2 separate regions of the Homo sapiens genome follow, and region 2 is linked to region 1. Evidence: chromatin loops called from intact Hi-C (ENCODE). Cell type or tissue: endothelial cell of umbilical vein. All regions are shown on one strand. Each heading gives the region's core, and the rest is flanking DNA. Links, peaks and the distances in the headings are about the cores only.

What was found. A loop is a pair of places that touch in the nucleus more often than their neighbours do. Peaks named below come from ENCODE experiments on the same cell type or tissue, not always from the same donor. Only the 100,000 strongest peaks of a DNase experiment are listed, where the experiment ranks them.
Region 2: it touches region 1 in a loop (12-fold over the local background); 62 of 110 quality-filtered maps call a loop at or near these places.

Annotation. Positions count from the first base shown.
Region 1 is chr2:204,868,073-204,875,827 of GRCh38, reverse strand. All of the region lies in intron 2 of PARD3B (par-3 family cell polarity regulator beta), which reads right to left. Among named protein-coding and RNA genes, the nearest start is that of PARD3B, 330 kb to the right of the region's middle. In endothelial cell of umbilical vein, for the core only: no CTCF peak of the experiment used is centred there; DNase peaks (open chromatin) are centred at 4,047, 4,427 and 6,327; H3K27ac peaks cover 1,081 bases.
Region 2 is chr2:205,672,335-205,680,089 of GRCh38, reverse strand. No RefSeq gene overlaps it. Among named protein-coding and RNA genes, the nearest start is that of NRP2, 6.3 kb to the left of the region's middle. RefSeq lists an enhancer at 476-1,675. In endothelial cell of umbilical vein, for the core only: a CTCF peak has its summit at 3,985 (motif pointing right); a DNase peak (open chromatin) is centred at 3,999.

The DNA.
Region 1 (7,755 bases), core at 2,477-6,476:
ACATACTGTAAGATTTTTAGGGCCGCCTTCTTAATCCTACCTTTAAAACTCTCAAAGTCCATTTCCTTTTTACATACCTACAAAGAGAAGTAACGAACTTGTAAAAACTCAAAACAGATTAAGAACTGCTCTGAGAACAAAAACTTCATGTGCACATAAATTGTCAGATAAAAGAGTTACAACATACAGTCTTTGTGACACCGTTTCTCTTTCAAGGCAGGCCAACCAAAGTCTCTTACCACACTGCTCAAAGTGGTCTCCAGGCTGGCAGTGTGGGCATGATGTCGGAATTGGTTGGAAATACAGAATCTCAGACCCACCCCAGACCCACCTAATCAGAATCTGCATTTTATCAAGGAGACCTGAAAGCACATTCAAGTTTGAGAGTACTGTTCTAATTGACTCCCTCTAAAGATTTTCACAAGATGCTCCACAAAGGAATTGAAAACTAGAAGGCAACACACCATCACTATGCTTAAGGTGTACAGATATAAAGCCGAGAGAGCTGTTTACTAGGACTTTGATAAAGAATATACAAAATTATAAGACTGTTAAAATTATATAGATTGGGAATGGAGAGTGACTGCCAATGAGTAAAAGGCTTGTTTCTGAGGTGATTAAAATGTCCTAAGATTAGGGTGATGGTTGTACCACTCTGTAAATATACCAGAAACCACTGAATTGTATACTTAAAATGGGAAAACTTCTTGGTATGTAAGTTATATTTTAGTAAAATTGTTGAAAACCTTGATTAAACTTTAAAAAGCATAAAAAGATCAAATCATGAATGATAAGGGAGATATAAATTAAAAACACAAGGTATCATCTCTTGACCACAGGAATAGCTAAAGAAGAGAACGAATAAACTGAGATATATTCATGCAGTGGAATACTATTCAGCAATAAAAAAGGAGCAAACCACTGATGCCTGCAACAATATGGATGAATTTCACAAAAATTATTGAATGACAGAACCCAAGTCCCACAAAATAGCAACTATGATTCCTTTTATATGCACTTGTAGAACCAAGCTAGGGTGATATTATAGAAATCAGAGCAGTGTTTGCCTCAGGGGTGGGGAAGAACTAATTGGAAAGAGGCACATGGCAACTTAGTGAAATAATGAAAAACAGCTACGTCTCTGTTGGAGTGGTGGTGACACATGTGACTACATTTGTTAAAACCCATCAAGCTGTTCATGTAAAACCTGTGCCTTTTGTTGGTCAATTATACCTCGATTTTTAAAAAAAAATAACAAAAAATTTTACCCTACCTTGTATATCCATATGTACTGGATATCTTTTAAAAACTAAGAAATATAAATGTTACAGTTAGGCCTCCCTTCTCTCTTCTCTGTCATCCCCAATATTGTAATTGTCTTTTGAGGTGAATGTTTTACTACTGGTTCTTTACCCATTTTAAGCACCAAAACTTATTTCAAATTTAGTACTTTTCCTAAAATTGTTCAGGAGTGCTTACTTTTTAAAACAGAATTCACGCATCTTTTTGTATAAATTATTTTAATCATCATAAGCATCAATTAATGTACCCTGATGTAATACAGGGCTGTCATGAGAGACATGTGTGCTAAAAGGGGCCATTCATTGTTCCTAAACCTAGAGCTCCCACACTTAGTTTTGTTTTTTGTTTTGTTTTGTTTTGTTGTGGTGGTGGTTGTTGTTTTGAGACAGAGTTTTTTGATCATCGCTCAGGCGGGAGTACGATGGTGCAATCTGGGCTCACTGCAACCTCTGCCTCCCAGGTTTAAGCAATTCTCCTGCCTCAGCCTCCCAAGTAGCTGGGATTACAGGTACCCGCCACCATGCCCAGCTTATTTTTGTATTTTTAGTAGAGATGGGGTTTCACCATATTAACCAGGCTGGTCCCGAACTCCTGACCTCAAGTGATCCGCTCCCCTCAGCCTCCCAAAGTGCTGGGATTACAGGTGTGAGCCACCACACATGGCCATTAGTTTTGTTTTATTCCTATCTGCCCTTCTTGTTTACTATTAGCCTGCCTCTTCTCTCACTGCCAGATGCCTACTATATTTTTGTTTTCTTATTTGCAGCTAGAATCATTACGTGGACTCAGGTGTAACTTCTGCAGACAGACATTCCCTGATCAACCTACCCAGGGCTGTTTCTAGCTACTCACACATCATCCTGTTTCTTTATTACCACATTGTAATTTCATGTTGTTTTGTTTTTCAAACTCATGTACTGTTTGCCTACCCTCAAAAGCATTTGTATTCTATGGATGCACAGACCTCATCAGTCTCACATACCATTAAATGGTTAGCAACTTAAAAGAGTGTCTGGCACAAAATACGTGCTTAGGAAAGTCCTGCGGATGGGTGATGAAGTGTCTGGGGGACAAATGAATAATGAATGGCTGGGGAAATCACTGGCTTGAGAATCAGACAACCGAGTCTAAATCTCCCACTTTCAGACCTGGGGCTTGGACTCAGCTATAGTTGCCTTGCCTGCTATGATAGGAAAAACAGCTTTCGCCATATATTACTGTTGTGAGGACTGAATGGCATTCACGTCCTCTTTAGGGTAAAAGACTGAGAATGAAGCCTAGTCAAATTGTGTGTAAAGCAAGAAAAAGCAGATCCTGAACAAGATTCTACCTGTAAAGGATATACGCTTTAGTGTCTGTCCTTCTTATGCAGAGCTTCACTGCTCAGGTCTTTCACATGTAACACCTCTATCTATGTATCTGTTAATTATCTACTAGTTATTTTATAATCATTACATTATAATTATCTTTATCTTTTTACTTACCTAATAGCTAGATTAGTAAAATGCCCTTTCTTCAAGTGAAGTGCTTATTAAAGCCAAATCAAGAACCACCTCCCTACCTCTTACTTCTTTAGAAATTGTTTAAAATACTGTTTACTCCTCTCTAGATTTGAGAAGCAAATAAGGACAGAATATAGAGGGACATTAAAGTTTAAAAGGATACAATTCACAATAAAAGACTCAAGAGTAAAGCCTACAAGTAACTTAAAAAGCAAGATGGTGTAGAGTTCAAATAAGTATTTGGTTTATGTAGTATCTGCCAAATTAGGTAAATGAAAATTATTCATATAATTACCCAAATATGTGAACAGCATAGAGCTAAAGTTAATCCAATTAGAGAAACACACAGAAGAATTTATTACAATTAGATTCTCAAAGTAGGTAGATGACCTTTAACAACTTCTGTCCTAACAGATATTAAACAGTATGACAGCAGTCTGGGCACATCTCTTAGGACTTAAACACACTGAATAACAAGTCAAGAAAACCGCATAGCTAGCTCAATAAAAAGCTGAGCAAAAAACTAAACAAACACAAAAAATGAATACCTTTCCTCCCAAAATGCTCTGTAGGCATGGATAAGATACAGTGACGAGATCATCTAAATGTCCCTATATACAGGGAAACTGAAGATGACATTTTATCCAAAACCTTTTAAGCAAAACTTTTAATCCTTCCTTGTGAAATATTTTCTACATTTTTATATAATTATATGCATACATATATATTACATGTATGTTATATATATAACTATCTATCCATGTATCTATCTATAAAATGTGTATGTATAAAATTTGGCAGATAAGTCCTAAAACAATTGCCATATGCTTTTCCCATCATTTTCTGTATTGTGTGGATTTCTGAGAGAATTATAATCTTTTGGAAAACAAAACAAAAATAATTATATTTTTAATGAAAACACATTTAATGTAGTTTTGAGTCAATAGTGTTAAGAATAGGTATATATGTAGCCGGGTGTTTTTCTTTGTTTTGATTTTGGGAGTTTGGGTTTTTGTTTTTTGAGTTGCTCAGTAGTAAATGATAATTAAAGAACTGTGTGACTGTCCATTTTAATGACTGTGTTTTAGATATCCAGACTTTCTCTTCCATGCTGTCTTTAAGAATAAAGGGACAAGAAAGCTTTAAAATTGGGTTTTAATCTACTTAATGCCACAAGTAGATGAAGAAGAGCCACTGGCCTTGTATACATTTACAAAAGATCTCATAGCTCCATCTAGCTCCAGATGAGGGAATTTAGAAAATAATGCAGAATTACACCCAACAGGACTACCAACACATAAAAGGGAAATCAGGAAGAGTCAAAATGAAACTATTATGCAAGCAGTGAGTTTGTAAGTGCAGGAAATTTGTCAATTAACACTGATTAAAAAGAATATTCATTAGTTAATTGACAGTTGATTTTCTAAGGAAAAAAATCATTCATATCATTATTATTTACTTTTCTAGCACTTCAAGTTTAAAAAATACAAAACATAACGTGAGAAGGGATTAGAATTGAACTTTTTTCCCCCCATTGAAAATGTTATTCTGTCTCATACATTGTTCTAAGTGTTCTGAATTCTGCCTTGAGCTCAGGAAAACAAAGAGGAAGCTACTTCTAAAGTTAAAATTGAAGGATAGATCAGGATATGATGCAGAAATATGACATGATTAGTATTTTTTATTCAAACAATAGAGTCTGTTGAGTTGTTTATAGTCTATAATAAATCAAAGGGAAATTCACACAAAGTCCCCAAAAGGGGGTTATTTAAAAAGAGAATTACAATTCATGAACAGTCTACAAATATCTCTGTAATGTAAAAACACAAAAATATGCAGTAAAATACTAAACAATTAATGTGAATACAGCTAGGAAAATAACTTTGGGCCTAAAATTAAAGAGAGCCAGGAAGAACATCTAAAGTCATTACTGCAAACTGCATTTCCCTAAACTTTAATGTCCCAATATATGATATATGTATGTATGATTATATATTAAAACATAAGGAGTTGCAGTTTGGATTTGATGATACAAAATTAAAAAGCATAAATCTTTTATTATGTTTTAAAAATATTTTCAAACAATTTAAAATGTCTTAATAATAGGCAATCCCACATTTCTCTAAATATAATTTGTTGCTGAGGATCTCAAAACAAACATCAAAATCCCTGAAACCAAAAACAAATGGGTATTTAAGCAAATTTAACTAGTTTCCAAATAAAATATTCAAAAGACACAAAGGAAACATTATGTGCACCTCTTTCTTCACTTTAAAAAACCAGCTCATTTTTGTGTATTATTTTTATTCAACTGAAATGCAACAAAACTTCCAAGTTAATTTCACAGAGCTTAAAAGAAAATATTTAATTATTTGCTCTTCTTGCAAACTCTTCAACATGTGTCCTCATCTTCCTATTTTACTTAGCAAAGTGATCAGATGACCTTAATCAACCAGGACAGCTCTGGCTTGAAACGCTTACCCCGAGCATTTCATTCTCCTCCATCTTTGAGATAGAGACATGACCACCTATTTCCTGGCTTGTCAAGAGTATTAAATCCCTAGCAGAAGGATAGAGCTTCACTATCGGTGTCTCCTCTTGCTCACAATGCCAAAACCTAGCATGCAAACAGAGCACAGGCATTTGATAGGGACTCTTAGCAACTTTCAAATTAATTAACATCATTTTTTTAACTTCAGCTAGGGATATTCTGAATTATAGTTACAGTAAGAGGTATTCTGGTAGTTATCCAATTAATTGTCATGCTCAGCACTTTATTTGGCTTGAAGCCTGACAGCATACTTAAGTTTACTGGCTTCTCAATCTAAGGGGACTTTCTCTACCACCCCATCCAAAATGCTTATATTGGGGGCCTTGGAAAAGGGCAAGAAAGAGAGAGACAGAGAAATGGAGGGCGAAGAGGGTGTTATCCAGAGAAAACAAATACCTGTTTCACTAGTATGCATAGGCAGGTCTGGAAGAGGGTAGAAAGGAGGAATCAGTGTCCTCTGCAACCTGTTCTCACAGTAGGTACAGCCCTATCAGAAAACACTATGCTGACCAGTGGCTGAGGTAACAGAAAACTGGTAATTGACTGGATATCACTCACCTGCAGCCATTGTGAAAACAAGGATATTCTGACATTTAATTATAAACAAAACATTAAAAACACCAGACACATATCTTTAAAACAATTCCAAAACACTTGAGGAGAGCAAGGCAGGAATATCAAAAAGTTAAGGGTAGAGATGAGACTGAATACCCACATTTTTTTTTCCTGTTTTCAGTATTCTTTGATCCTAGATAAGAAAAATATTCATTACCTCCATGTCTCAGCCCAATGTAACAAGACTGCATAAAAAGAATCACAGCCAACAAAAATAAACTGTCTACATTAAAAGGAAAACCTCATACTGCATCAAAGAAGTCATTGAAATATTTTGTTTCCTTAGGTTCCTAGGTATTCCTAAATATAATCTCGGTAAAGATAAACAAATACAATCTTCAGGCTCTAATTTTAGATTTGGCAAAACCCAGAAATTGTCAGTGGTCTAATAAGCTAAATATTTCTTTTTTACATGAAAGATCATCAGAGGCATCTTAGAAAGATCAGAAGCACAATCCTACTTGTAACTCTATGCTTGTCAAAGTTTGATTATGAATCACTCGTATCAAAATCCCCTGGGCTGCTAGGCAAGGAGGAGCGAAAGAACAGTCCTGGGCCCCACTCCAGAATTTCTAAATGTGAATCTTTTAACATGTTCTTCAAGTGGATTCCACACATAAGTTTGAGAAACTGTGAAATGAACCAAGAAGACCAAAAAGACCCATCCCTAATAGGGCTACAAAGCCCCATAAAAATCATACATATAATACCTCCTTGCTTTCACAAATCACATCTGATCTGTATAAAGTAGATAATTGATAGCAACAAAAACCTTTAAAAGGAAAAAATACATCAACCTCAAACAGCCTACAAAGTTGTATTAGACACAGGTCAGATACAGGGAATATCTCATTTTACCTTTTAAATACATGTAACTTCATGTATTTCAGAGGTAGTTGGACGGATAAGTATAACACCTGATTCCCTGTTGTTGGCTTTTAAGTACAAATTGTCAGTCACCAAAGTTGCATGCTCTTTCTACCTAATTGCCATTGCATGGGATCTCCACCACAAATGCAGAGTCCAGACAGATCGTCTCAACTTAACTAGTCCCACTCAATCCTGCCTCATGCAATCCTCCCCAGCTCAACAGATTAAGAAACTCTAAGTTTTGAACTTAAATATACTACATTCGTGACCTATCTAAATCTAAAGTATTTATGACAACGACAGTAAAAAGTGATATTGATGTGTAATTCACTAAAAGTAGAGTTCCTCCCATGAAGTTGTTACAGTAGCAGAGCTTGATCAGGGTATTTAAAAGGAAACTCAAATTCTCCGGGTTTCACGGTCTTCCTCATCTGAAATACTGGTGATAGTGGAGGAAGACTGGATAATTTCTAAAATTTTTCTAGTTTTAAAATTCTACAACTAAGGCATGGGTGTGGATAATTTTTAAACCTCATATATTATGTACAACATCCTTCTACTATAGTTCCACTACTTATGGGTACTGGGAACATATGTAAATTATATAAGCTTTATGAATCAGTCCTTAATTTATAAAATAAAGATAATGGCACTAATATTAACCTAGTGGAATTGTGGTGAAGGTTAAATAAAATAAAGATTTAAAAGTACAGCACACTATCTTTGGCTCATAATAAATCCTCAATAACAAATAACAGGCATCAAAATATCTCAGATTCACTGACAGTTAAGCACAGTCCCTATCTATTTATAGAGCCCAGACTGGCCATGACTTACTTTGTAGAGACCTGTATGAAGTCATTCACATAGACCCTTCACCACCCCAGAAGTGAGATATACAGATATCTTTCACAA
Region 2 (7,755 bases), core at 1,928-5,927, 800 kb before region 1:
TTAATTCCAAGGAGTTCAAAGTGCTTTATCAGACCAGGGAAGATTCAGAGTGAGGCCGATCTCTCCCCAGCCTACTCTGAACAAGACCCCACCGGCCCAGAGAGGGCTTAGAATTGTTTTAACCTAAGACTTCCAAGGACTCTTGGGAACTAAACACAAATCTCACATGTGCCACATGGAAAACAAATCTTTAGGGAAATTCTTCACACTGGGACTGGCTCAGACCTGCCAGTCTTGTTTCCCTCTAGACTGGGATCTCAGGGTTTGACTGCAGTTGGTCTGGTTTCCACCAGAGGTATAGTGGTAAAGAGCTAGGTAGGCACCGTGCTTTTCAGTATTTTGTGAGTCCACATCCCTGGCCCATAGGGAAGCCTGCCTACCTAAAGGCCAGTGTCAAAAATCGGGTTTGTGATCAAAAACACTGAGCTGACTAGATAACAGCTAATTAGCGAAGCTGAGATTCCTGGCCACATCACTGACTCACCTAGGATGTTTCATGTCATTATCCTTAGTTGTAAAATAATACTAGATAATCCACTCCACATTCCATTCCTTTGACGGGAAGGGATGTGGGGGAACATGAAACAGGTTGGTAAATGATGCTAAGAGAAAGCTGTTACCAAGCCACACCCCTGTGGAAAGTTAAGTGTTCCCAGCTAGACAGTCCCAAACCTTAGGGTATATCAGCATCACCTGGAGGAAGTGTTAAAAATTCTGATTCCTGGGAACCATTTTCCTGCAGGTGAAATTCCTTGGGTCTGGAGTGGTCTTTGGGAATCTGTATTTTTAACACACATCTTAGGTGATTCTGATGCAAAGCCTCCACAGACCAGTAGTTGGGAACTTCTGATCTGATGTGTTCTATTTACACACAGCCTTCCATAAATGCTCTTCCGTTGAAGGAAACCTGGACAAGCATTCCTTCACATTTCCTCTCTGGGTACTTTTCAATATGGGGCAGATGTTTCAGGTTTCTTGGAAAAACCACCAAGAACAAGTTCTCGAAAATGCTGCAGTGGTGGAATTCCCAGATTTACCTGTGACCTTTAGCAGCAACTGCAGAGAGCCAATTTGAAAACACCAAAAGCCTCGCCTCATGCAGGCAGGAGCTTTGCAGGGACATGTTCAAAGTAGCGGCTGATGGGTTTATGAGCTGGAGCCAGACCTTTCATCACCAGCCCACTCAACCATTGGTGGTTACTAGAGGTTCGTTTCAGGTATGCTTTTCCATCTGTGTTCATCCCACTGTACTTACGAAATGTTCATGGATGCATGACTATGCCAGAGGTATGCGAGCAAGACAGAGATTTAGGTCTTGCCTCTCGGGAACACAGGATCTAAAAGCTCCAGAAGTTTCATGCTTCCACAATAGATATCACGTGTCACATGGTGCTTCCCCTTATCGGAGCCCTAACATCAATAAGCTCTCACCCTGAAAAGGAAAGATCTAAGGCATAATTGCATCTTAATCTGTAATTTAACACACTGCCCTAGTTAAGGTTTAGCTACATCTGTCTCAGAAGCAAAGCTTCAGTTAAAATGGAATAGGTCCTAATTTATTATTCTCTCTTTTGTTTGATGTCAAAGTCCAGGTTTCTGGTCACTAAGGGTTTTTTTTTTTTTCTTACTCGCCTTTTAAACAATCAACTTTTTTTTTTTCCAGCACACTTGAATATTGCCCAGTAGTTTCTATTTGACATTTCTATTCTAAATTGATATTTCTAGTATATTCTATTTGGTGGGTTTCTGGAATCCTTACAGATTTCCATAAAGTATTGAAATCTCCTTCACTCCATACTGGGTGTATATCTCATTTCTTCCTCAGACACAAACACTGGATCTGGTAGGAGGGGCCCTTATGAAACAAAATTTAAAAAGCAGCAGCAAAATGTGCAAAATTCATTCAGACCTCCCTGGAATCCTTGGAAAAAGAACCTAAAGAAGCCCTATTGCTTCTTCCAGTCTGCCTGGCTTTAGCATGAGTCTGATCTTCCTATGCTACATTAATTTTTCTACCTTTGAGGCAATAAGCGTATCAAAAAGACCCAGTCAACCCTCTCCCTTAAAACAGCACTCTCCATTAAATCTTCTGCAAGGACGGTGGTCTCTGTGCTGTTCACATGGCTACTGCGCACTGGAAATGTGGCTAGTGTGAGTGAGTCACTGAACTGTAGGTTGTATTTAATTTTATTCATTTAAATGTAAATTGCCGCATGTGCTTACCAGCTACCATGTTGGACAACTCAGCCTCAGAATCAAAAGACCAGAGCTGAATAATTCCCATAGAAACCCATAGAAATTCACACCCTTATCAATCTCTGTGGTTACCATACTTGTTTGCCAAGAAAGGAACCCCAGTATCAGCAGAAGTTCTGATTACCAAGGCAGCATTTGAAAATGCTCACTGTCTGTTTGGTTAAGGAAGAGAAGAGCTAGCTTATATTCATATTATTGTCTATCATCCCATGTTCTTTCTACGCTCTCTTGGATGACTTTCCCAGAGCACTCACCAGGAGTCAGGGTCTTTATGATGCTCTCCCAGCTTCGGGCCTCAACTCCACTCGTCAGTGGAGACCACCGCGGAGAAGCAGGTGGGGGCAGCAGAAGCCTTGAGGACAGGGCAGCTGGACCTTCAGTCTCTACTTGGGTGTCCTTGAAAATTCTGTTAACCAATTTGGAACCACTTTTCTCACCTACAGAATGATGGGTTGACTTGAATGATTTTTAACCTTATCTGGTTTTGAGTTTTGGCTATGACTCTTTCCTGATCGCATTCTCACTCGTGGATTTAAAACAGGCTTTAGTCTGAATTCTGTAGGCCAACCTAAGCAAGTTGAAATTAATGCTCTTTTATCCTTAAACTGTTAATGCATGGATGGGGCTTCAATGGATATTCCATCATCATAGTATTTGCATTGGGTACTTTTCCCAAACAGCGAGTGCTAATGAGTATGTCAGGCATCTTGGCAGGGCTTTTTGAGGAGATATTTTTCAACAAGGCTTTTTCTAGCCTATCATAAAAAATACAGATTCCACTTGGCAATCACAACCAAAGGCCAAGAATGTATTTGTAACGTCATAGCACTTATAGGTTATGCAATTGGATATTTTAGGGCTACGATATGAAATTTTTAATCATTCAGAAATATTTTGAAGAGAAAATTCCCATTCTCTTACTAAATTCATAGATGAATTTTCTTGGAAACTTGAATCTTCCACCCACTAGTGCACATTACCTTGCCTTCATTCACATGCATATGTACCCTATCAAATCCCCCACAGATTTGTAAGGGATTTTTTTATTGTTGCTATTGCTGTTTTCAAATTTGTAACCTGTGACTTATGGTGCCTTAATTAGACATCTACATGTCAGGTGATTGTTACATTATGATGGCAATAGCTGCTAATTTGAGCGTGAAAGTCTTGATGGAAAGGCAGTAGTCAGGGAGCTGACCTTTTGCTATTGAGGAGACTCCAGGGTGGGTTAATTCACACCCACCATAGTCATTAGTTCCCACTCTCCTCCGTCATATTTACTCCTACATAGTTTACTGAGCTGCCAATCAACCCTTAGTATCTGGATGAGCACACTGATGGGGAGGGGGCTGGCATGGCGCTTGCTTTCCTGCTGCAACCAAGAAATCATTTATAGAGGCAGTCTCTTTTTCAGTCTCCAGACTCAGATACTATTTATTTATTTCAAAATTAAATAAAAAAGAAAATAAGTAGTACACATCTTTTAAAAATTCAAATTACACGAAAAAGTATCCTGTACAAACTTCACACCTGTCCCTTAGTTTTCCAGTTCACTTCTTCCCCATTGATGCAGGTTTTGCATATTCTTCCAGAGATATTGAGACGATATGGCAAAGTTAAAAGCAAAGACACATTTTATGTTTCTCTCTAACTTTCCTTCTCTAGCTCTTTGCCTCCCTCTTTCCTCTAGTCCAAAGCAGTAATGATCTTGAAAACCATTAGGGGGCAGCTGTGACCAGAAAAGGAAACAACAAGCAGAAACGAGGAACTAAAATCCTAGAGGAAGAGAGATGCAAAAGGAAATGAAAGGAATGCTAAGCAGAGAGACCAGCCAAAGAGAAAAATGGAAAAAAGAGGAAGACGAAGAAAGAAAGAAACACAAGCATTATAAAACAAAAGGAAATGGAGAGCGAGGTGATGATATTAAAAAGCTAAAGGCAGCGTGTGTGTTAGGGGAGGGATAGCTTATGAAGGCCAGGGATTATCTGAGGTTTTGTTTTGTTTTGGTTTGATTTGTTTTTTTTTAAAGCAAACCTGTGGAACCCGATTGACTCAATGTTAGCAGAAAGTAGGAAGTTATCTTTTTCAGAACTGGAAGGCATTTATTGTGCTGGACTTTACATTCTTAGGACATGCTTCAAACTGAAGGGTTCTGAGCACCCTCTGTCCATTTGGGCTTGCGACGTGGCGGGCAGGATGGAGAGGAACAGCCCGCTTCCCTTACATCTTCAGAGTGCTTAGAAATGCTTTCAGGCCTCAGCAAGACAGCAAAATTAACCTGAATATAAAGGTGTAATTCTATTTCTCAGGGCAGCAGAGCTAAAAAACGAAGGAAGGGGCTTCTTTTGAAGCCGATGCGATAATCAAAGTGCTTTCAGGTGTACTTCGGGCATACCTCCCCTGGTTTCAGCAGGCTAACTTCATTAAAGCGCCTAGCTACTGCTTTAATGTTTTCTAGGCTTTCCCCCAGGGTACATTAAGCAGAAACAAGCTCTCATGGGAGCTTGTTCCCTGATGTTTTGCATTGTGGATGGAATGCAGGGGCAACATTTATGCTGGAATAATATTAAATGGGAAATCGTTTCTAGAGCACAATAAATATGATCACTTTCAGCTAGTAACCTCTTCTCTCTTTCTAATCCAAACTTTCCCTCCCCACCTTTAAAAAAGTGACAACAATTTTAGGAAACTCTGGTCTAGAGTCACCAGATAAAGCATGGACCATATGCCTCCATTTATTATTTGCTGAATCTGATTCAGAAGGTAGAATACTCCCCAAGCTGCCCCAAACTCTATGCCCAATGCTACTCATCAAAATTCAGTGAAAACTTTTATTTTAGGATCAAAGGCACCAGCTCTTGGTCACATTTGTTAGACTCATATATTTACTGAAGATCCAAGATGGGTAGAGTCTACTTTGGGTATGCTGGGGTTATAAAGAAAAAGCCTGGGGTGCACCTGCCCTAAGGAACCCTTAAGTCCTGGGCCAGATCAAACTGGGGCTTTCTCCAGTGGCCATTAGAGTTTTGATGAATTACGGTAAATTGCAATTTGACCTATTTTGAACAGTGGTCATTTTCCAGAATGTGAGGTTTCTCCTGTAGCTTAAAGTGAGAAGCTGTCTCTAATCCCACCTCTCTCTCTCTCATTCCCTTTTTCTGTGACATGGATTCCCAGAGTTGAGTTTCTAAACTGTTTTAAAATTCATACTGGAAACTTGTCCAAACAAAAATCTCTGACCAGAAGCAATTTGCTTCCCTTTAAAAAGTACCCTAAAGTTAAATTACATATTTACTTGACTTTGTGTTTCTTTGCTAGAATTTGGCAAGGATCTAGGATGTGAAAACATTTCCCATTTGATTTCTCATTTCATTTGATTATAACTTAGAAGGAATAAATGTAATTTTTGACCTTTCAACACACCTGGAAGTATGTGTTCCTCTTGCTGTATTTGACTGACAGTATTCTCATAAATAGTGTGGCTTCTCCAACACTGAGCTCCCTTACTCCTTAGAAAATGGAAGAGTTGGCTAGGCGCCATGGCTCATGCCTGTAATCCCAGCACTTTGGGAGGCTGAGGTGGCAGATCACTTGAGGTCAGGAGTTTGAGACCAGCCTGGTCAAGATGGCGAAACCCCAACTCTACTAAAAATACAAAAATTAGCCAGGCGTGGTGGCAGGTGCCTGTAATCCCAGCTACTGAGGAGGCTGAGACAGGAGAATCACTTGAACCCAGGAGGCGGAGGTTGCAGTAAGCCGAGATCGTGCCACTGTACTCCAGCCTGGGTGACACAGCAAGACTCTATCTCAAAAAAAAAAAAAAAGAAAAAAGAAAATGAAAGAGTTACACTTTAGGGGAGAGGAGTATTCTGGGGCAAGTCAACTTAATAATATTATTAGACTAAAAATATAAGACAACATATCATAGGGAACTCATGGCCCTCAACAGGGGTCAAGAGACCTAGACTCCGGTTCTGGCTTTTGTGTTGATGCTGTGTGCGCCTTGGCTACATCGTTTCATCTTCTTTTTCCTCCCTCATAAAAGGCAGGTTGTTATTCCACAGCAATGACCCTACCAAACTATTCAATCGAATCTACACTTGATAGAAAGCAGGGTCGAATCTACAGCCCTCCTTGTTAAAAAAAAAAAAATGTATGGAACATATGCTATATGCCAAGCTCTGCATGAGTGGAATAACAGCCAGTACATCTGTGAAGGTGGCTGTTCTCAGGAGCTTCACTTCCTTAAGGGAGAGACAGATAACACTCAGGACAGCAATGAGCAGGATCATTTCAGATGGTGATAATGAGTTCTAAGAAGAAAATAAGATAATGTGATAGACCAGGAAACCAGCAGTCAGGAAATCTGGTTTAGCCCTTCCACTAACCAAGGCTCTAATGTAAGCAAGTAACCTGGCTCAGGCTCAATCTCATCTTTAAGATAAGGGGTCATGCTGTTGTGTCACATTAGTGTTTTTCAGAGTTCAGACTGCCATTCGTTAATGGGTTATAAAACCAATTTAGAGAATTGTGATCAGCATTTTTAATGTAATAAATCAGAATAAGAGTATGTATTGTTTCATGAAACTGGTTTGTACATACATATATATATCCATACATATATAATATGTATATAAAAGGATATATATATGTAAAATATACATATAAACATACACAACTGTTCTGGGTCCCATGTAAAATATACTTTTGTGTGTATGAGTTGTCATAGATTAGATGACCTCTAAAATATTTTTAAGCTTTCCAACTCTGATTCTATTAAATTTTTATAGCAAGGGCCTAATGTAGCATAGTTTTTATTTGATTTTACTTATCATTAAATAAATGGTAGTATTGCTCTCATCAGAGAATTGCCGTGTTTAACTCAGTTTCAGGTACATGATTGGTGCTTGATAAATGTTTTTTGAATTAATGGAAATGAGATTTATACACTAGGTCTTAAAATAAATACAGCAACCTGATACGAATCACCAAAAAACTTACCAGTCAATGCATCAGAATAATTTACTATATCTTCCTAAATGCCAGCCATATAAACCAAATTCAAAACTTTATTGCCCTTTCTTTTTGTGATACTAGGAAAAGCCTTTCCTTAGAATTCTCAGAAACTCTGTTAATATTAAAAGAAAAAAAATAAGAGCTTAAAATATTCTTCCCCAAGAAAGGCAAACTGCTTTTTTCTTACTTATAACTGTAATTCAATAAACCTCTAGACTGTTTAAAGAAATAAAAGAATTAGTGCAGAAATTTTTCTATTTCTTTTCCTTGAGGACCCAGATAATTCTGCCTCCCTAAAAATTCCCCTGACCTTGCGAGTTTTAATTTCTTAAGCCACCTTTTTTTAGCATGCCAGTAATTTTACTTTAATGCAGACTTGTTCCTTAGTTACGGCTTAAGTAGTAGGCTTCTCAGTCTCAAAATTATTTTTTTAATTATACATTTGATTAGAGAATAGATGACCCAAGTCTTCCATCCTTCCTT